Linked DNA regions of Homo sapiens: region 2 is linked to region 1. A link is a contact called in ENCODE Hi-C or POLR2A ChIA-PET data. All regions are on one chromosome and are shown on one strand. Each heading gives the region's core, a stretch centred on a gene start or an enhancer-like site at or near the end of the contact. The rest is flanking DNA. Distances are from core to core; before and after follow the strand shown.

Region 1 (7,125 bases), core at 90-2,589:
TTTTCTTTTACAAAGTATGTTTCTGATAAACGGAACTGTTTATTTTCCACCGATGGTCTTATCCTTTGTCCATCTCTTTCTGACGGCAACAGAAAACTTCACCTTCCAGAGGAGCGCCTCTGCCTGGCTGTCCCACCGTCTGGGAAGTAAGGAGCGCCTCTGCCCAGCCCCCGCACCGTCTGGGAAGTGAGGAGCGCCTCTGGACGGCCCCCGCACCGTCTGGGAAGTGAGGAGCGCTTCTGGACGGCTCCCAGCAACCCCCCAGGTGTGAAGTGACAGCCCTGTGTGTGATCTTTCTGCCCTCCCCAAGTTTGCATTTTCGACAATAAAATTTACTTTTAAATTAAAAGATTTATACTGGGGAAGATTTAAAAAAAAAAAAAGAAAGAAAAGAAAACTCACCTTCCAAAAACAACCACTGGGAGTCCGCTTTGTGCAGAGGTTGGACAAGCTTCTGTGCAGGTAGGGGCGCTGCTGCTCCCCCTACCACCCACGCATCCTCCTCCCTGTCTGCATTCCCGTCGTCGTAGCCAGAGGAGTTCAGAGCCTCTACAGAGAGCACAACTTCTCCAGCTGGAACAAACTCCCCTTAAAGGAATCTATTTAGGAAGATTATTTCAATGTACATTCATTCCTCCAAAATATGCTTAGATGGACTTAAATAATCAGAAAGCTGTGTGTGTATGTGTTTCCCGTTTTCTTGGCCCACAAAGAACCCCTTGAGAGGTCCCTGGGCAGTGAGCCTGTTTATAGACACCCTTCTCCCTTCCTTGGTGTCGCAGACATCGCAGTCCCTCTGAGGGGCTGACCTGCCCCCCACCTTCTGGAAGCTGGGAGGTTGGAAGAGGGGACGCATGCCATGGACCCAGCACACAGCTGGGAACTCGAGGCACACCTAAGCCTTCCCTTGTGCTGTGCGGAGTCCACACTTCCTTCCCCACTGGAGTCTCAAAACCTCCCCTCACTCAACAGGGTGGTGCTGCTCAAAGCTCTGGGCACACATTAGGGCTGGGGAGGGGGTGGTGGAGAGGGGGCTCCAGCCTGCCCAACCACCAGGCAACGGGGCACCTGCCCCTCTCTCAGCTGGGTCTGGACCCGCCTCCCAGGCTCAGGCTGCAATGCCTTTCTCTTTCTCTTTGCAATTCCGTTGGGTCCTGCCCAGGACAGATAAAGACAGAGCAGCCTGTCTTTATTGGAGGTTCCTCTGCCAGCGGGAAGGGTCCGGGGAAAACCAGAGCCAGAGCCAGAGCCAGAGAAACATGAAGCACCCCGGGGCCTCCCACACCAATGCCTGAGCAGGAATGGGGAGGGGCCATGACTCATAAGGCCCTGGGAGGTCACTTTAAGGAGGGCTGTCCAACTGCAAGGACGCTGTAAGCAGGAAGTGAAACCACAGAGCTTCAAAAAAAGAGCGGGACAGGGACAAGCGTATCTAAGAGGCTGAACATGAATCCACAGATCAGGTACCGCTGCCCACTCTGCCTGCTGGGCCCCTCCTGCCCCTTCCTGCCTGGTGGTCCTGCTGGGCCTCAACCCTGGCCTCCCCCCGCCCCTGCCCCAGCCCTGGGCTCCCTCCCCTCTGGCTCCCCTGCCACACGAATCCCAGTCAGGCTCTTTGTCCTGCTGTGTGGTCACCCCACTGCTGCTTCTGAATGGGCTGCCTCCCCTACCTGCACCAGCCCAGGCCCCGTGCTGAGACTCTCCCTTAAAGTCATGCCCGGACTGGTGCTCCCCGCCCTGGGAGGGTGCTCCCTCTGTGTGCTTCCTGCCACTCCTGAGCTCAGAAACTGGGAGAATTGAACCAAAGGGTAATTGGAGCAATCAGGCATTTTTGTTCTCAGTGTTTTGATGAAATTTCTGTAAGAATTACTTTGCTTAAATACAAAGTCTTAGGAGAGGGTGCGGGGGTAGGAATGGTCTCTGAAGCACATGATAAATCGTGTCATCCAAGGATGACTCCATGGTGAGCAGATGTCCCCAGACAGGTTCCACTCCAAGGTCACTCTTCATCTTTTAGAACATGACCAGTGGTTGAGCGTGGTGGCTCACACTTGTAATCCCAACACTTTGGGAGGCCAAGGCGGGCGGATCATGAGGTCGGGAGTTTGAGACCAACCTGGCCCATATGGTGAAACCCCGTCTCTACTAAAAAACATACAAAAATTAGCCAGGCATGGTGGCGCATCTCTAGTCCCAGATACTCAGGAGGTTTAGGCAGGAGAATTGCTTGAACCTGGGAGGTGGAGGTTGCAGTGAGCTGAGATCATGCCACTGCACTCCAGCCTGGGCGACAGAGTGAGACTTCATCAAAAAAAAAAAGAAAGAACATGATCAGTAACATGGAATGTGAGAATGTGGGAAAAAAGTGCAATGATGAGGAGAAATGCTCTGATTTTAAAATTTAGTGAAAAGAGAGCCCAGTCCCCAACAGCTTTCTCCTACAGGATCCGTGATGCAGAGGCTGGACAGGGCTGGCCTGGAAAGGGGCCCCTGCTCCATCCGTCCCCAGCTCTGTGGCCTCGGCAGGTTACCCCGCCTCTCTGTGCCTCTGGCATCTCCTCTGTAAGATGGGAATGGCCCCTGCAGGCCTAGGGTAGCCTCACGTGAGCTCACACCCGCTCAGCACTTAGAAGAGTGGCCTGGGCCTCAGAATTCAGTTCTACCATGATTTTAAAATAATGTTAACACGCAGAGTGAAACATCAGGAAGGAATTGAGCTGAAAGGTTAAAAGCTATTTTTTAGGGGTGAAGGGTTTTATTCTCTTTTGCATTCTCCTAATGGGTTGGGGAGTGGGTTGGCAGAAATACTAGGAGGGTGGGGAATGTACCCCTGGAAAGGCCAGAGTTGGACCCGAGCTGGGAGAGATCACCCCAGCCCGCCTGCCAGCATCCCCTCCTCTTCCTCTCCCCTCAGTCTTCCTGCCTGGGAAGGCAGCAGAAATTCTCAGGGCTGTGGAGGGGTCGGGGAGGCCCAGGGCCATCCTGGGAGCTGTGTTCAGTGGACATGAGCCCCGAGGACTCCCGGGAGGGCTCCCTGCATGGGCCGGTTTCTCTCTTGTGCCTTCAGAAATCCGATGGAGCGGATGTATCGAGACACATTCTACGACAACTTTGAAAACGAACCCATCCTCTATGGTCGGAGCTACACTTGGCTGTGCTATGAAGTGAAAATAAAGAGGGGCCGCTCAAATCTCCTTTGGGACACAGGGGTCTTTCGAGGCCAGGTACCACCCAAACTTCAATCGAATCACAGGCAGTGTTGCAGGAATTAGAGGACTGGAGAGACTGATATGGGTGAGACAGGAGGATTTATTTAGGTGCACTGGTTCAGCAGACTCACATCCAAAAAGGCTGAGCCCTTAACAAAGACAGACTGAGGTATTTATAAGCAAACTTACAGAAGCAGAACAAAGGCGATTAATCAAACAGTGACAGGTCACATAATCTATAGCATAACAGATGACTTAGCATAACTTGGGGCCTTCTATAGCTGGTGGCCTTGCAGCTACATCAAAAGGAAAACAGGAACTGGCTAAATACAGACATTTGTAAAATATAGTTATAATGGTTCTGGAAAGGAGAGACAGTAAAGGAATTTGTCTTTTTTTTAAAAAATTTTTTTAAAATTTTCTTCAACCTTGCCCTGGAGGGGTGTGGGGGTGGTGTCTGGAGCCCATTCCTTTGGCCTTGACTTTTCAGGCAGTGTTATAACTGTCGTTGGAGTGAGCTGGCTAGGCAGAGGAAAACTTGTTCTTCTTTTCTTTTTAACCCTTGCTACAGTAGGACCTAAGCAGCTGGAAATGCAGAAAACACAACAATAAGTAAAATGCCCAGCACTGGGCTCTCAATTGTGTATTTTTCCCACATTTCTTTTTTCTCTTTTTTTCCTTTTTTTTTTTTTTTTTTTTTTCCGAGATGGAGTCTCGCTCTGGCACCCAGGTTGGAGTGCAATTGCACAATCTTGGCTCACTACAACCTCCACCTCTCAGGTTCAAGTGATTCTTCGGCCTTAGCCTCCCGAATAGCTGGGATTACAGAAGGCTGCCACCACGCCCAGTTAATTTTTTCTATTTTTAGTTGAGACTGGGTTTCACCATGTTGGCCAGGCTGGGGAATTCCTGACCTCAGGTGAGTCACCTGCCTTGGCCTCCCAAAGTGCTGGGGTTACAAGCATGAGTCACCGCACCTGGCCACTTCCCACAGTTCTGTTTTTTTGTTTTGTTTTGTTTTGGTTTTTTTTTAAGACTGAGTTTCACTCTTTGTTGCCTGGGCTGGAGTGCAATGACTCACTCTCAACTTCCACCTGCCAGGTTCAAGTGATTCTCCTGCCTCAGCCTGTGAGCTGAACAGTCACATGAGGGTGAAGGTTGTTGCCACAAGCTCAGGGGATGCTCCAGACAGAGTGGCCTGGGATGTCGAGTCACAGCTGCTCCATGCCACGGGGACAAGAGGAAGCAGGAGTTTAGTCTGACACACTGCCCTTCCAGATAGAGGGCAAGAGACAGAAAGAGGGGCTGAAGTCACCCTTGAATAACCACAGCAGTGGCACCCACAAAGGTGCAGTCCCCACAGCCTCATAGCCTCTTCTAGGTGCCACCTCTTAAGGCCATTACAATAGCCATTAACACTGAACGTGAGCTTTGGAGCAGACAATCACTCAAACTAAACAGGGGGGATGGAGGAAAGGAGCTTCAATGGCAAGATCCCCTGGGCTCCTGTCCTGGCCCCTCCTCTCCCTGCCCCACCCCTGCACTCCTCCTGCTCCCCCTCTCAGAGCATCCCCTGCCCCCTGCTCCTCTCCCAGGTGTATTTCAAGCCTCAGTACCACGCAGAAATGTGCTTCCTCTCTTGGTTCTGTGGCAACCAGCTGCCTGCTTACAAGTGTTTCCAGATCACCTGGTTTGTATCCTGGACCCCCTGCCCGGACTGTGTGGCGAAGCTGGCCGAATTCCTGTCTGAGCACCCCAATGTCACCCTGACCATCTCTGCCGCCCGCCTCTACTACTACTGGGAAAGAGATTACCGAAGGGCGCTCTGCAGGCTGAGTCAGGCAGGAGCCCGCGTGACGATCATGGACTATGAAGGTGAGAGGTGGAGGGGTCAGGGGAGCGTGAGCGGGAGGAACAGCATGAAAGATGGATGGATCTGCAATGCCATGGCTGGGGGTGTCCCAGGGCAGCCTGCAGGGGTGGGACTGGCACTGACTGCAACTGACAGCCAGGAGACCAGGCCTGGGAGGACAGGCCAGGGTCAGGGGAGAGCCTGACTGCTTCCCGCTTCTTCATCTCAGAATTTGCATACTGCTGGGAAAACTTTGTGTACAATGAAGGTCAGCAATTCATGCCTTGGTACAAATTCGATGAAAATTATGCATTCCTGCACCGCACGCTAAAGGAGATTCTCAGGTGAGGGTCTCCCTCTGGCCTCATCATCTCTCTCCTCTCACCTGCTCATCCTCCTGAGGCCTCCGTTGGCCTGGCCCTCCCGCCCTCCCTCTTGACCCACTGCCTGCCCTCATGGTCACACCACCTTCCCTTAACTCCTGGTGCTCCCTCCACACTGCCTCCTCCCTGCTTTCCTGGGCCCTTCCTGTGAGTAAGAGGCCCCTTCTGCCTCTAAGGCACCTGGGTCTTGGACTAGAGGAACAAACAGCAAGACAGGGTGGCCTGGGACACCAGCCGCTGCCCTTCTGTGACATGGGGACAAGAGGAGGCAAGAGCTCAGCCTTCCAGGGAACAACTCTGGGCAGGAGATGTGGAAGGAAGGAGCTCAGTGTGGGGGCACCCATGGCATCCTGGGGGGACATCTGAGGGCCACCCCCACCCGCTATTCCTCCCTCCAATGGTGGCCTCTGAGTGTGAAGGCATGGGGGAAGGCAGACACCTGCCCCTGACTCTCCCTCACTACCACATAGCTGCTGGGTGGCTGGGGACGGGGGGGGTCCCTGGGATGATTCCTGAGGGCAGGATCCAGGGGTCCCTCCAGATGTCCTCCCATCCAGGTGAGAAAGCAGCATAAAGTGAGGCTTGCACTCAGATGGGCCTGGGAGGTCACTCACAGCGCAGGTGTCTCCTGGAACAAGGGCCCTGGAAGATAGAAATAGAATCCAAACCCAGGACTAACATCAGGGCCAAGACAAGCCTGCCAGGGAGGCTGCACATGAAGCCCCAGATCAGGGACCACTGCCCGCTCTGCCCATGGGGCCTCTGCTGCCCTTTCCTGCCTGGTGGTCCTGCTGGGCCTCAGCCCTGGCCTCCCCCTGTCCCAGCCCCAGCCCTGGGCTCTCTCCCCTCCTGTTCCTCTGCCACCCCCACTCCCAGCCAGGCTCTTTGCCCTGTTGTGTGGTCGCCCCACTGCTGCTTCTGAATGGGCCACCTCCCCCACCTGCCCCAGGCCAGACCCCCTGCTGAGACTCTTCCCTGAAAGTCACCGCTGGGCTGGTGCTCCCTGCCCTGGGAGGGTGCTCCCTGTATATGCTTCCCACCATTCCTGAGCTCTGGAACTGGGAGAATTGAACCAAAGGATGATTGGAGCAATCAGGCATTTTGTTCTTAGCATTTTGATGGAATTTCTGTAAGATTTACTTTGTTTCAACACAAAGTCTTAGGAGAGGGTGTGGGGGAGGAAATGGTCTCTGTACCAGAAAATAAGTCATTTCTTCCAAAGACGCCTCCGCTGTGAGCAGAGGAGGATGCACACGACCCCAGACACAGGCTCCTCCTCCGTGAGCACCATTCACCTTTTAGAATGACACCTGCAACATGGAGTGTAGGAAAACATATGATCAGGAGAAATGCTCTTATTTTAGGCAGGGCACGGTGGCTTATGCCTATAATCCTAGCTCTTTGGGAGGCTGAGGTGGGTGGATCACTTGAGGTCAGGAGTTGGAGATCTGCCTGGCCAGCGTGGCAAAACCTCCTCTCTACTGAAAATACAAAAAATGAGCCAGGCATGGTAGCGGGAGCCGGTAATCCCAGCTACTTGGGAGGCTGAAGCAGGAGAATCGCTTGAACCCGGGAGGGACAGCAGTGCTGGTCACGGAAACACCCAGGACTCAGGACTGAAGCACAAGTGTTTCCAGTCCCCACACACTAAAAAGGAGACAAGAACTCCTCTTCGAGCTTT
Region 2 (7,125 bases), core at 3,215-5,714, 940 kb after region 1:
CCATTTAGCTGAGAGCATACACTCTCTTCTGAGGACTGCCTGCTCACCATTCTGGACCTAAGGCCTTCCCTCTTGCTTAAGCTCCCCCATCCCTCTCATCGCCACCTTCCCAAATCCTAGCTGACCCCAAGGGCTAACCCCCAATCCACCCTCCCTTCCCAGCTCTGCCCCAGATTAAGTGAATCTCTTTCTCTCCAGCACTCAGTCTTATGTTAGAATTATTTATGTGGGCATTGATCTTCCTGGATTGACTGTGACCTGCTGAAGGCAGCGGTGGTCCTGGCATCTGCCACAGCCCCCTCCCCCAACAGCACTTCATCACCTCCGTGAACGGAAGTGAATGGAAGGAACAGCTCAATTAGGATGGCAGAGGATCAAGGAGAGAATTCCACGGACCCAAAACATCCTGCAAAAAGGCTTTGTCCCCAGAGGTTGGTCTTCAATTTGGAAAAATTCCTACCTGAGCAACTGTAGGACCCCTCTGAAATGGAACAGGGTCTATTAGACTCATAAAAAGCCTCAGTGATGAGTTGGTTATTATTATTCTCTTTACTTTTCTGTACATTTAAAGTGTTTTATATTTTAAATTGAATGTAAAAAGATCCCATCCTATTTAAAAGTTAGTGAGTTGAATAAGTTTCATTATAACTTGATTTTCTTCCTAAAGGTTTTCCTATAGTTCAAATTATAAAAGTCATTCTTAGATTCCCAGCTTAGTTCCCCCATGAAATCACGAGTTCTTAGACTGTGTTTCACACAATGCCAGGTCACATTGCACCCTTACTGAAAGGAACTTCTTGTGCAGAGTGCGGGGCTCTTGGAGAAAGAAAAGTACCACTTTTTTAGCACATTAAAAACAAATCCTTGAGCTGTTTTATTATTTTAATACTTTACCTTTAGTGGAGCAGAAATGATTTATTTGATGGTTTTGGCAGGTGATTTTTTTTTTCGGAATCTTCTTTAACACTATTAGCCATGTAACTATTGCCAAGTACATAATAAGTACTCAATAATTATTATTATCTTTTAATTAAAATGTGATGCACTTCTAAACTAAAGGTAACTTCAGTCATGTAGAATAGAAAGCAATGGGTGGAGCTTCCAATTGCTTCTCTTTGGTATTCATTAGAAATCATTTTTGAAACTGAGAAGTTGGGGGAAAGATCAGACATTTTTATGGAAACTGCATTGATGACAGCAGAGTGTAATTTTGTTGGTAGTGATTTGATACACAATTATTTGAGGGATTTACTGTGCTCATGGATTAGCGCTGTGTTGTTACTGTAACAGAGGATTGGCGCAGAGCCCTGGCCCAGTGCAAAGCTCTCTAACATCGTTTCTCTTCCTTCATCAGCAGCCCAAAGCCCCCCTCTCTACAACTCCATGCAGCACAGTCCTGGCACAAACCCCTAACCTGAAATTCCAGCCAATTTCACTAACAACACGCCTCTCCCCTTCACCTGCCAGATGCTTCTCGTTCTCAGACACTGCACCCTGAAATTGGGAGCTTTCACTGAGTTAAAAAGGCAAATATAGAATTACCTAGCTGTATCAGTATTTTAAGTGCACTTGTAGACTTAAATGAGAGCTCTTGTACAAAACCACTTGTATTCTTTCTTAAGATATGCTAATTTTTTTCTCTCTTTGATTGAACTGTTGACCTTCTGGATATATGACTAGTTATTACTTCAAGTATGTTTGGAACTATTCTTGCCCTAACTGTTCTAAAATGTAATTAGCATTGAGACATTATTGTAGAAGCACAGCACCTGGGGCTGGGATCTCATTAGATGGCAAAAATTGAGCAGAATTGTGCATGCTCCATGCTCAAAATATCTCTAAGAAAAATTAATGGCATTAGGGGGAAAGTTAAAATTGGTGATTTCGTAGGCCCTTTCTTGCTCACATATTTGATTCGTATAAGGATCCAAACAGAAAGGAGATTGTGGTTCTTCTGTTTAAAAAATGAAGACAACTCTGCTTTCTTAGAACTCTTCTTATGTAATGTGGCTGCTGTCACATCTCTGGGTCAACCAAAACCAAAATAATACATTTTCTGGCTCTAGCTTTTTCCCCCCTCAAGAAATGCATAGCATTTTTAGGCATTATCTGATTTTTCCTTGCAACAACAGATGTTACAGAGAATGAATATTCTGTAAGAGGTAGTTAACAAAGTGTGGAAAAACTGAGGCCCAAAGAGGTACTATAACTCACGGGTTTTTCACGCTCCTCCCTGAACATTCCCGCATCTCTTCTACTGGGGAGGGAGCTCTTTATTTTCTGAATTGAAAACCATTTCATGCCTCCTGCTCAGCTATTTCAGTACTGGCTCCTAAGTTTGGCACCAATCCCAACTGTTATGAAATCGCAGACGAATAATAACGAAGTTCTTCATTGCTGGGATCCCAAAAGGTTATCATTTCGAGTTCATTGCAGGGCACTTTAGACGTCCATATTGGGCCCTAAATGATTGGAACCATCAGGAGAGGGCTTGCCTGACTCTGCCATTCACCTCATTTGTAAGTCTCTGCCGTGTTTCGACACTGAGTTGTGTCTTGTTGTTTAAAAATAACTTCTCATTATAATAACATTTTCCCTTAATTGAAAAAATATTTCTGACCTGAATTTATTATTGTCATAGCTGTGTGAGCAAGCAGAGTCTTGTTTGCCTCTACAATATATTAATAATGTATTAATTAGCTTCCCAGTGCTGCCCAAACAAGGAACAAAAAGGATTTATCTAAATCATGAAAACTGAAGTGAAGCGAACACTTTGGTAATTATATTTTAAGGGCAGTCTCAGCATTTGATAGTGTGGCAAATTTTTGTCCTGCCTTTTGAGAGAAGATAACCAAAAACACCACTCAATTAACAAAACGTTGTTTAGTACCTACTATGCACAAAGTCTGAGAGGTAAAAGAGGTTAAGACAAATAAAATTGTCCAATTTATTTTTATGGCCATAGTTAAAAGGCAATAAAGGCAAGACACTGTGAGTATTTTGATTTAGCTACAATTAGCTGAAATATACTACATCAAATCATATGAAATTGACAATATCTGGGGGCTGGCTGCCGTGACTCATGCCTGTAATCCCAGCACTTTTGGGGCCCAGGATAATCACTTGAGGCCAGGAGTTCAAGGCTACAGTGAGCCAGGGTTGTACCACGGCACTCCAGCCTGGGCCACAGTGTGACCCTGTCTCTAAAGAAATAAAAATAAAAATAAATAGAAGATATTGACAATAGCTGACCCTATTTTTTACCCCAAAAGTGGTGATTTTATATAATTTAATCTAATATTAAGGTATTCTTGTCATACTGTACCAGCTCCTAAACATTATACTTTTCATTTTACTTCTATTTCTAAGCTATCATTATTACAACAACCAAGAGAAGGTAAATACAGGTCAGAGATTTGACTCCTGTTTTTTGTATGTATTTATTTTTGTAGATTCACAAATAACTTATATTTTGCAGTTTTAAGGTTTCTAATTATATTAGACCCTGTTTTTTATTTTATTTAGAGTCATTGTCCTTGCTGCCTGTCCTTCACATGTGACAAGTCAATTCTTCATGCCATTTCCTTCACAATCTTCATGCAAACTCATCATCTCCATTTCCATCTATTCTTCAGAGATGTATGATTGCAGAAAACTCCCCTTTTTTGAAATATTGCTCAATAGAGATTAAATCTAACACCCAGTTTTACCTGTCTATCCTTGAATTACAGGTTACTGAGAAGTCAGAACAGATAGCCATAGAAGTACCCCACTAAATCCATTCTTCTATCTCCTTCAATATTTGACAAATATTTACTAAGCATCTATCTTGAGCAAGCATTGGAGTAAGTCCTCCCATAAATATGAAGTTGTGTAAATAAGGATGCATGCATTCATGTAAATACAAGTTTAATGCTGGATATATATTGTTTTAAGTGCCTGATATGTATTAGTCTATTTATTCCTATCTAAGGGGATAAGTGCCATTGTTGTTTCCATCTTAAAGATGAGGAAACTGAGGCCAGAGAGATTATACGAACTCCTAAAACCCTAACTCTTAACCACAGCATTCAGAATCTATCTGGTTGTAGTGGAGGACCCAATGTCAAAAAAGCAAGTGCTTTTCCCAGACCATGAACACAATGTGTGACAAATTAGCAGTTCTTCCCCTTGCCCTAAGATAGTAAATATCCACCCAGGCCAACTTGTGTCTGTCAGAGAACAAAGAGTGGGCTTGTCACACTGTTTTCTCCCAAGAGGGTCCATCTGCCTCCGCTCCTTTGGTACACGCTAGGGGACACACACTGTCCAGCATATTCTTGCAGAGTCATATCTTACCCCACATCTTATCACAACCCTGCTGAATGTCAGGCACTATCAAGAAAATGTTCACTCATCTTCTTCCCGTTATGCCCAATGTGTGAACTGATAACACATCTAAATTCAAAGAAAATCAACAGACATCACCTCAATCAACCTGAAAAGTCTGGTGACTCATTCCCACCCTTCTCACGGGGCTCCTGCTGGGCTGCCTGGTTCTCCGGAACCAGCCTCCAGGCCTCCTGCAGCCGGGGTGCAGCTCAGTGTTCGAGCCCCCTCTCTGCTGCCCATCAGATGAGTGTTGACTTTCTTTGGCACAGGCATTTGAGTTGCATTTGAATTGCAGAACATGCTGCCCCCATTCTGTGCTGACTGTGACCCCACTTCATGTGCCCCAGAGGCAGGCTAAACAAGCTTGCCTTGGAAAAAATAACAGGGAAGAAGATGCTGACTCTCCAACCCCCAGAGTAAGTTCCGTCACTCTGGAGGTAAAGTCATAATATCTAAATATGGCTCGATTCATGTCAGGTCTTATAAATACACACACACACGTGGATGCTGAAACCGTGCATGCCCTGACAGCCAAAAAAAAAGTCAAAACGACTTACTGTCTCATTAGCAGGACAAGACCTGATAGGCCAGCTCACCAGAATAAAGAATACAAAAAATGGGTATTTAACTTCTCTACACAGACACACACACACACACACACACACACACACACACACACACACACACAATCTGATGTAACGACCTCAAGAGAGCTGGTTGCCCTGGCAATGAAGAATCGTTTGTATATTCAAGGATTTTCTTGTTTAAATTTAAGCTAGCCACTTGAACTTCTCGAGCTTTCTTGAGCTTAGCTTCAGGCCTCCATCCCCAGACAGAGGTCTGACATCTATGTCAGCCTCTAGCAAGGCAGGAAGCTTAGAAGTCGGACCAAAACCTCACAAGCCAGCCAGCCTGGATTTGAATTTCAGCTCTATGGTTTCTCAGCTGTGTGACCTGGGTTAGCTGCTTAACCACCTTGAACCTCTATTTCCTCACCTGTACAATGGGAATAATAAAATTAAAACAAACTTGCATGGGTTCATTATGAAAATTAGATTGATTGATGACATAATACATAGCAAGCATTTAGAGCTGTGCCTGATTCCGAATGTGAGTTATCTGTAATAGTGACTTGAAATGGGTTTACACTGCCTGGCAGGAAACCATTCAATTCCTTTTTGTTTTTGACTTTAATCTTTGAAGCGCTTTCATCTCATTTCTTCTTATTTTGTGTTTGTGGAGAAGGAGGATGTTTAGCCATCCTTGGAGTACAATCTTTTATTAAAAACCATTATTAAGTCTCTTCAAGTTTCTCTTTTGTAGTAAATGATCTAGATTACTTAATGGTTCTGTTTTACATGTTTTAATCATTTATTTGAACCATCTCCAGATGTAGTACACACAGAAATATTGTCTAGGAAAATGTGTTACTGAAATTCCTTATCATCTGTGGTCCATTAGCTCAAATGTTTAAAACCCATTGTTTTTATTTTTATTATTTATTTATTTAGTTATTTTTGCAAGACAGGGTCTCACTCTTTTGCCCAGGCTAGAGTGCAGTGGCACAATTATAGTTCATTGCAGGCTCGAACTCCTGGGCTCAAGCAATCCTCCAGCCTAAGCCTCCCCAAAACTTCTTATTCTTAAGAGCAAAGTTGAGTTCCATCATATTGTCAGTTGGTTTCACTCCATCATATTGCCAAAACCACCTAATTCTCAGATGCATAGTTTAGCACAAGCCAAACCAGAAGAGACCATAGGTCATTCATTCATTATTCATTCAACATTTACTAAGTGACTGCTGTATGCCAGAGGCTGGGCTATGCTGTAAAGTCACAAAGAAGATACTTCTCAGTTGGGAGAGCTTACAGCTTGAGAGAGAAGACACACAAGCAAACAAATCATTACAAATGCCTTTCCATTGGGTGCCATACTTGAAATGAGAAGATGAGGCCAGGGTACCCTTGGGGCAGAAGGGAGGGAGGATTAAGCTCAGGGAACAGCTTTACAGAGAAGGTAACATTTGCACCATATTAAAGGATGGCAAGAATTGAGGAGTACAAAAAGGAGAATAGTCCAAGAAGAAACACTCAGGGATGATTTGCACATTGTAAATTTAGGTAACCTTACATGCCTTACATGGGGCTGCTGTGACTGAGGCACAGGGTCAAGGAAGGGAGCAGAGTCATAAAGCTACCCAGGTCAGCCAAGGCCAGGCTAGGAGGCCTGAGCTTTATCCTGCAGGTGTGCAGAGCCAGAGGAGAGTGCAAGAAGAGACATGGCACAGTCTGATCTGTTTTGCACAAATCACTCTGGAAGCAATGAGGAGGGGAGAATGGAGGTATTTGAGCCTAGAGTCAGGAAGGAGAAGTAGGATGCCAGGGTTGTGGGGAAAGACGATAAAGCCCACACAAAGGAGGGCTGATGGAAAGATGGAAATCAATTTCAGGTATATTTAGGCCAGGTGCGGTGGCTCGCGCCTGTAATCCCCACACTTTGGGACGCCGAGGCAGGTGGATTGCCTGAGCTCAGGAGCTCACAACCAGCCTGGGCAACATGGTGAAACCCCGTTCTACTAAAATACAAAAAATTAGCTGGGCATGGCGGCATGCGCCTGTAGTCCCAGCTATTCGGGAGGCTGAGGCAGGAGAATTGCTTGAACCTAGGAGGCGGAGGTTGCAGTGAGCCGAGATTGCTCCACTGTACTCCAGCCTGGGCGACAGAGTGAGATTCAGTTAAAAAAAAAAAAAAAAA

Evidence for each region. A loop is a pair of places that touch in the nucleus more often than their neighbours do. ChIA-PET counts read pairs that join two places held with the same protein, here RNA polymerase II (POLR2A). Pooled maps may share reads with other maps.
Region 2: a pooled map shows a loop between it and region 1 (1.9-fold over the local background). The contact joins the enhancer-like site here to the promoter of APOBEC3B in region 1. A Hi-C loop is called at or near these places in 1 of 50 pooled maps. POLR2A ChIA-PET finds 5 or more read pairs at or near these places in 2 of 52 experiments (GM12878 and activated CD4-positive, alpha-beta T cell).

Annotation. Positions count from the first base shown.
Region 1 is chr22:38,981,008-38,988,132 of GRCh38, forward strand. It overlaps APOBEC3B (apolipoprotein B mRNA editing enzyme catalytic subunit 3B), which reads left to right and starts at 1,340. Exons shown (of 8, transcript NM_004900.5): 1 at 1,340-1,463; 2 at 3,068-3,224; 3 at 4,805-5,084; 4 at 5,291-5,405. The coding sequence starts at 1,447. RefSeq lists silencers at 1,474-1,523, 5,488-5,683 and enhancers at 3,722-4,921, 3,964-4,253.
Region 2 is chr22:39,915,932-39,923,056 of GRCh38, forward strand. All of the region lies in intron 1 of GRAP2 (GRB2 related adaptor protein 2), which reads left to right. Among named protein-coding and RNA genes, the nearest start is that of GRAP2, 18 kb to the left of the region's middle. RefSeq lists an enhancer at 5,147-5,196. Within about 2 kb of position 4,465, at least 3 of the 41 ENCODE cell types and tissues checked have a DNase peak (open chromatin) inside an H3K27ac peak, as active enhancers do.